Linked DNA regions of Homo sapiens: region 2 is linked to region 1. Evidence: read pairs that join two places in POLR2A ChIA-PET (ENCODE). Cell type or tissue: K562. All regions are shown on one strand.

Region 1 (4,000 bases):
AATGGGTCAGCCCTACTTAATATAGTTACTCACCTCGAGTCCAATCTACTATGGCCAGGAGGAGGGAATCCCCTTGAGATGCATTTGCAGTAAGAAAATGGGCATTTTCCAGAACAAAAAAGGTTGGGATCAAGTTGGGATCAAGATTGAAGTACAGCTTCAATCTTCTTTGGAAGATTTTAATTCAAATAATGGAACTAAAACATTCCATTATTTCCTTAATAATGAAAAATATTAAAGTCAATAAAAATAATTCTCGGCCGGGCACAGTGGCTCACGCCTGCAATCCCAGCACTTTGGGAGGCCGAGGCGGGCTGATCACGAGGTCAGGAGATCGAGACCATCCTGGCTAACATGGTGAAACCCCGTCTCTACTAAAAATACAAAAAATTAGCCGGGTGAGGTGGCGGGCGCCTGTAGTCCCAGCTACTCATGAGGCTGAGGCAGGAGAATGGCGTGAACCCGGGGGGCGGAGCCTGCAGTGAGCTGAGATTGCACCACTGCCCTCCAGCCTGGGCGACAGAGCGAGACTCGGTCTCAAAAGAAAAATAATAACAATAATAATAATTCTCACTTTAATAAACAAAGTTATAATTGCTTTGTTTATACAAAGCTTTTACACCAGGATAAAATTCTTGGCACAGGTAGCTTTCCCAAACATTTCAAAGGTGGTTTCAGGTTTTGCTTGGTGCCCAGCCTGGGCAGATGGCCTCTTTCCTCAGCTGAGATCACTTCATGTCTATTGAGAAGCAGAGCTTCACCCACATTTCTTAAAAAATGAATCCCAACCTTAGGAGCTCTATTCGCTATCTGGGACTCAAGGTCAAATCATCTTCAAACCTGCTTCTGACCTTAAGCTTCAGTTTGTTGTTGTTTTTGAGGCAGAATCTCACTCTGTTGCCCAGGCTGGAGTGCAGTGGCACAATCTTGGCTCACTGCAACCTTCGCCTCCCAGGCTCAAGCGATTCTCGTGCCTCAGCCTTCCGAGTAGCTGGGATTAGAGGCGTGCACCACCATGCCAGGCTAAGTTTTATATTTTTAGTAGAGAAGGGGTTTCACCATGTCGGCCAGGCTGGTCTTGAACTCATGACCTCAGGTGATCCAATTCGGCCTCCCAAAGTGTTGAGATTATAGGCGTGAGCCACTAGGCCTGGCCTTAAGCTTCAGTTCTGATCATACTATCTCTGCTTTGCGGTTTTTTGTTTTTTTTTTTTGAGACAGGGTTTCACTCTGTTGCCCTGGCTGAGTGTAGTGGCACACTCACGGGTCACAGCAACCTCAACCTCCCAGGCTGAAGGGATCCTCCCACCTTGGCCTCCTGAGTAGCTGGGACTACAGATGCCTGCCACCATGCCTGGCTACTTTATTTTTTGTAGAGACAAGGTCTCTCTCTCTTGCCCAGGCTGGTCTCAAACACCTGGGCTGAAGCAATCCTCCCACCTTGGCCTCCCAAAGTGCTGGGAGTACAGGCATGAGCCACCATGCCCAGCAATGTTTTGTTCATCTTTACCTGAGCCAGGTATCCCCTCTGTACTTCCAGTCCCACGTGTGATCATACAGCCATAACCCTTCACAGACAAGCTTCTTGAAAGGAATACTACACCAGATCTTGGTTTCTAGATACCAGTTTCCACTAAAAGGATACAGGACTCCTTAGAGAAATGGCTGATTCCAGGGCTAGGACAGGAAAGTATAAGAGGAGCCTGAACATCTTATTGTGCCAAAAAACAGAGGTGCTCGAAAAATGATGGGGATATATATCAAATAGCTTGAAGGGCACTTTATCTTACTTGACTTTTTAGCAGCCTATTAAACTACTAATCTCATCCTCCTTGAAACTCTCTCCTCTAACATCTGGTCTTCTGCTTCTGATTATCTTTCCTCATGACAGCTCCTTCTAAGAGTCTTTTCTCATTTTCTGTATCTCATTTTCTGCTCATCCCATAAGTATATGGGATATTCCTTGCTGCCGTGTCCTCAGCCCTTTTCTTTTCTCATTGTTTTCCTTCTCTGGGGGCTCTTTGCCAATCCTACAGCTTCAGCTATTATACACACAATGGGCCAGGCACAGCGGCTCACACCTGTAATCCCAACACTTTGGGAGGTCGAGGCAGGCAGATCGCTTGAGCCCAGGGGTTCGAAACCAGCCTGGGCAACATGGTGAAACCCCGTCTCTACTAAAAACACAAAAATTAGCGAGGTGTGGTGGTATGTACCTGTAGTCCCAGCTACTTGGGAGGCTGAGGTAGGAGGATTTCTTGGGCCCAGGAGGTCAAGGCTGCAGTGAGGCCAGATTGAGCCACTGCACTCCAGCCTGAGCAAGAGTGAGATCCTGCCTTAAAAAAAAAAAAGCTCTCAAATATGTACATTTCTGAGTATATTATGTGTAGCTACAGGTAGGTAGGTAGGTACATGGATGACTGATAGATAGATTCAGCACAGACATCTCTCTTGAGCTCCAGAGTCATAAATCCATCCAATTACTTCTTGGATATCTCCACTTGGAGTAACCTACTAATATCTCAAAGGTAACCTGTTAAAAACTGAAGACATTTTCTTCTTCTCCAGTATTCTTTATTTCTATTACTGGCACTACTCACACCTGACTGTCCAAGCAAGAAACTCTGAAATTATTCTTAACATCAATGCTCTTTAACCAGAGACCACCAGGAACACACCTCTAGTTAAACAAGTTGAGTTTATTACTCATTGCAGCAAAGAAGAACACACAACATAGGGAACCATGGGGTGTCTCAGTATGAGAGTGTTTAGAAGAACCTAGTATAGAATTTGGGATTGGGAGAGGGTCTAAGGAAACGGGTTTGCTCCAGATTGGATACTATCAGAAAGAAGGAGAATTTCATGATTATCTCAATACATCTTCTCTATAGGGAAGGCAGACTAGAGCTGGGACAAAGCTGTCACTGGTAAAGTAGCAGTTGCTCATTTTAGCTGAGAGAGGGTGATTTTTGGTATTTTCTGGATGGCACCATGACCCTCTTTTTGCCTGTGCTTAGACAAAATTACAAAGTGGACTTGTTTTTTCTCACTTTATTAAGGTTTCAGAGTCATCTTGTTTAATGTTGGTATTCTGTGAGACTTATGCCCAATAGGAAAATAACATAGCCTAGCTGTGAATGCCAAGTCAGCTTTCAGATGTCAAGAGCAGCTTTTCTCCCCGCTTTTTCATTAATCACTCTCTGCCATTCCGTGTAAATTAGTTGCCAACCCAGGTGCAGTGGCTGATGTCTGTAATCCCAGCCCTTTGGGAGGCCGACGCGGGCGAATCACTTGAGGTCAGGAGCTCGAGACCAGCCTGGCCAGAATGGCGAAACTCCATCTATACTAAAAATACAAAAATTACCTGGGAATGGTGATGCACACCTGTAGTCCCAGCTACTCAGGAGGTTGAGGCACGAAAATTGCTTGAATCCAGGAGGCAGAGGTTGCAGTGAGCCGAGATCACCCCACTGCACTCCAGCCTGGGCAACACAGCAAGTCTCTGTCTCAAAAAAAAAAAAAAAAAATAGTTGCCAAGGCCTATTAATTTTTACTTCCTATGTATCTCTGGCATTTCTTGGTCCCCTCTTCTCCTTCCTTAATCCAGGCCATTATCATTTGTCAGCTGAATGACTCCATCAGTCACTTAACGGTGTGCCCAGGAGTCCATCGTGCTTCCGTTCCAGCCCATCCTCCATGGTCTCCCTGTAGCCAGAGTGAAGGCTCTGAATGCATCATCCCCTGCCAAAAATCTTCTTTGGTTACATTACCAGCTGTTACTAACATTTAAATGGTAAAATTAAAAATCAGTGAGGTTAGCAATGAAAATAAACTTTTTTCTTTTCTCCCGAAAAGGAATCAAGAAGGGTGGAGAGTGTATCTGCAGAAGGAATCAGCTGAGTTTGGAGACTATTTTGATATCCTGATTCCCTCTTAAGAAATGATGACTCAATGCAAATCAAGAGGATGACATGACTGCTAAAAAATGTAATGCATTATT
Region 2 (4,000 bases), 71 kb before region 1:
CAAATCAACTTGGAAACGTCTACATGTGTTTCTCCTGGAAAAAGTGCCAGACATCAGTTTTATCTGGCAATCATCAAAATACATCAGACTGCAAATCTATATGTTCCTGGACCTCATAAGAAGCACAGTGAGGAATTTCAGCAAGCGAACCAAAGTACTAAGCTACACTGCAACATCTGCAGTCTACAACATGGGCAACAATACTGACATCAACCACTGCTGCCAAGAACATGCAACAGCAAACAAAACAAAACAAAAACAAACAAAAAAAGGGAATGGGGACATTTCAAATCCATATTCTCAATTTCTGGCTTAAGATTACAGCATTATTTAACCCACCATCACTAAACTCACTTTAATAAAAACAATCAGGAAGCCCAAGCATATGGATTTTTTTATTTGCACATTTTGTATTATTTTATGAGAAGACAAATGATAGAACCCATGGGAATTTAAAAAAAAAATTCCCAGAATGTCAAGGTTGGTATAATTTCTGTAACTAGAATATGGTGTACATGGTGACCTCAAAACAGGAAATGCCTTTGAAATCTATCAGTCATGTATTCAACATCAACTGTGAAAAATATATGATGGGGTCGCAGACTGCAAGGCACTGCCTGCCCAGAATCTGCAGTCTAGCTGGAGAAGATAACACTAAAAGAGTTGAGAAAGGTGTAGGACTGGCAGGCACAGAGGAGGGAAGCAAAGGATGGATGTTTTCCGTGTTTTAAACCATGCTGTACGGTAAATAATGATAGCACTGGGAAGAAAGGAACACATGTGGCAAGCATAAGCATTCTGCTCCAGCCAGAAAACTGCTGGAGGAAATGGGGTCTATGCGTACCCCTACCCCTGCTTTATGTCCCTGATCTATCAACAAATTCACTCTGTCAGGCCAGGCGCGGTGGCTCACGCCTGTAATCCCAGCACTTTGGGAGGCCGAGGCGGGTGGATCACCTGAGGTCAGGAGTTCAAGACCAGCCTGGCCAACATGGCAAAACCCCTTCTCCACTAAAAATAAAAAAAAAAAATTAGCTAGGCTTGGTGGTGCATGCCTGTAGTCCCAGATACTTGGAAGGCTGAGACAGGAGAATTGCTTGAACCTGGGAGGTGGAGATTGCAGTGAGCCAAGAACATGCCATTGCAGTCTAGTCTCTGGGCAACAGAGCGAGACTCTGGCTCAAAAAAAAAAAAAAAAATTCACTGTCTCCAGAATTTCTCACAAATTCTTCCAACTCCTCTTCCTCCTTCTCCCCATCGCTGCCTTAGGCTACACTGACCTCCTCAACGATCACGTTCCTTTGGTGATGTGAGTTTTGACTCACATCCTCTGGTGTGTTGAGTTTTGACTTTTTTTATGGACCCCTTCTCAGAATACTGTGCTTAAATCATAAAATAAAAACAAAAGATACATTATATTAAAATGTAAATATCAAATTATTTTTTATATTTGTCACACAGTTATATATGTTCTTTATTAATTCATTAAGTAACAATTTATGGCAGTGAGTCTAATATCTATAATAATTTCAGTTTAGTGATAAGTGTAAAAGATATTTTGAAATACCTACAACAACTGTAATATGCTATCAGAGCATTTCTACTGGTGATAAACTCACATCTTCTGTTAATTCTACTGTGATCCGTTGCCTAGATTCTTATTTGAAGGAAATGCTAAATTTCAGTTTAGAGGATAGTGAAAATGACAGTATAACGCTTTTTTCCAATCCAAGTTCACAGATCCCAGACATCTTATCCATGGGTCCCTTGCAAGTCTAGGGATAAAGTTCAGAAGCCCTGATCTCAGGTCACGTCCCTCCAGAGCAGCCTCCATATTGCCACCAAATCTGATGCGGTCACTCTGTTGTTCAAAAGCCTTCGATAGCTCCTTCACTTCCCACATAAAATACAAACTCTTTTGAGAGGCAGGCAAAGCCCTGAGTGCTCAGTTCCCTGCCCACCAACTTAGGGTTATCTCCTAGTTGGTTTCCTCTTTTGCATTTGAAGCTCCACCCACAGTGGTAGAACTTATGGGAACAAACTGTGTTCTCTCACACCTTCGTGTGGTCTGCTCTACTTGGAACTGCCTTGCCTGGCTCTTTGGCCTAGCCAAACTTTTTTTTTTTTTTTTTTTTAGACAGAGTCTCGCTCTGTCACCCAGGCTGCAGTGCAGTGGCACAATCTCAGCTCACTGCAACCTCTGCCTCCCAGGTTCAAGCGATTCTCCTGCCTCAGCCTCCCAAGTAGCTGGGACTACAGGCGCGTGCCACCACGCCCGGCTACTTTTTTGTATTTTTAGTAGAGACGGGGTTTCACTGTGTTAGCCAGGATGGTCTCGATCTCCTGACCTCGTGATCTGCCCACCTCTGCCTCCCAAAGTGCTAGGATTACAGGCGTGAGCCACTGCGCCCAGCCACCAACTGATTTTTTAAGTCTCAGATGAAAAGCTGCCTCCTTTCTGATTTCTTTCTTGACTCCTTCAAACAGATCCAGATAGGTCTTCTCTGCTCAGCTGCTCTTTGCAGAGACCTCCGTTGCAGCCATTATCTTATTGTACCATGTATCATGGCATGCTGGCTTGTGTGTTTCTCTGCTATACAGAATCTCCTTGAGGTCGGGGACTATGTTTTTTGTTTTTGTTTTTTCTTTAAGACAGTCTCACTCTGTCACCCAGGCAGGAGTGCAGTGGTGCCATCTCAGCACACTGCAACCTCTGCCTCCCGGGTTCAAGTGATTCTCGTGCCTCAGCCTCCAGAGTAGCTGAGACTACAGGCACACGCCATCACACCTGGCGAATTTTTGTAATTTTAGTAGAAACAGGGTTTTGCCATGTTGGCCAGGCTGGTCTTGAACTCCTGGCCTCAAGTGATCCACCCGTGTCGGCCTCCCAAAGTGCTGGGATTACAGGTGTGAGCCACTGTGCCCGGCCAGGGACTGTGTTTTTTAACATTCCTCAGAACCTTGCTTCATGACTACAACAAGTAGATGCTCAGTAAATATTTATTGAATGAGTGAGTGAATGAATGATTGAAAAAATGAATAACTAAATGAAGGAAATAAATATAAAGACAGAGAAGTTAAAGATAATGCAAAGTTTCAATCTGGGTTAGAGTAGAAAAACTGAAATGAAAAAAAACTGAACGAAGGAAAAAACTGAATTGTGTTCAGTAGAGTTGTAAATTAAGTACATTTTTCATGAATGTAGTAGAGCATAACTGTCCATTAAAACCCAGCATTTATTCTGGTATTTTCGTTATACAGAAATTTGCTACAGAAAAAGGCCTCATCCTAGAAAGAGGTTGCATTCTAAAGCAGGGTTTGCAAACCAGTTGTCTGGAATTTACAATAGAATTTTCCTCAGAAGTAAATTAAAATTGGTGATTAGGTACCCAATTTATCACACAAAAGTCCATTTACTCTCTAATGTGCCTGAAAAGCTTCAAGTCTGATTAAAAACTGGTAGAAAATAATACCATTTAATATTATTGAAATATAGCCAATTAAGCAAAACAGTAAACAATAGGAGTGAATGTGAACATAATTTATTTATCTTGAATATTGACACTGGAGAAAAGACAGATTTAATTTTAGCAAGTGAGAAAACCCAAGAGATGTTTGTGAAGATCAGAAGAACTTCCGGTCATTCAGAAACTTTTTGAGGTTAGTAGCCCTAACTCTTTAATATGGTCAGTCCTCTGTACCCGTGGGTTTCCCATCCACGGATCCAACCAACCACAGAACGAAAATATTTGGGGGAGGGAAAAAAAAGCAATAAAAAATAACAATACAATACTAATAAATAATACAAACCTTTAAAATATAGTATAACAACTATTTACATAGTATTTACATGTATCAGGTATTATTAAGTAATTTAGAGATGATTTAAGGTATATGTGAGGGTGTATGCCGGTTATATGCAAATACTATACCGTTTCATATAAGAGATTTAAGCATCTTCAGATTTTGGTATCCTTGGCAGGGCTTTTGAGGGGGCAGG

The links. Peaks named below come from ENCODE experiments on the same cell type or tissue, not always from the same donor. Only the 100,000 strongest peaks of a DNase experiment are listed, where the experiment ranks them.
Region 2: POLR2A ChIA-PET joins it to region 1 with 5 read pairs; 9 of 35 experiments call an interaction of 5 or more read pairs at or near these places.

The regions. Positions count from the first base shown.
Region 1 is chr12:93,514,896-93,518,895 of GRCh38, reverse strand. It overlaps MRPL42 (mitochondrial ribosomal protein L42), which reads right to left. Exons shown (of 6, transcript NM_014050.4): 6 at 2,682-4,000. Among named protein-coding and RNA genes, the nearest start is that of MRPL42, 49 kb to the right of the region's middle. In K562, no CTCF peak of the experiment used is centred here; no DNase peak of the experiment used is centred here.
Region 2 is chr12:93,585,815-93,589,814 of GRCh38, reverse strand. It overlaps a transcript of SOCS2 not described here. Among named protein-coding and RNA genes, the nearest start is that of SOCS2, 15 kb to the right of the region's middle. In K562, no CTCF peak of the experiment used is centred here; a DNase peak (open chromatin) is centred at 1,993.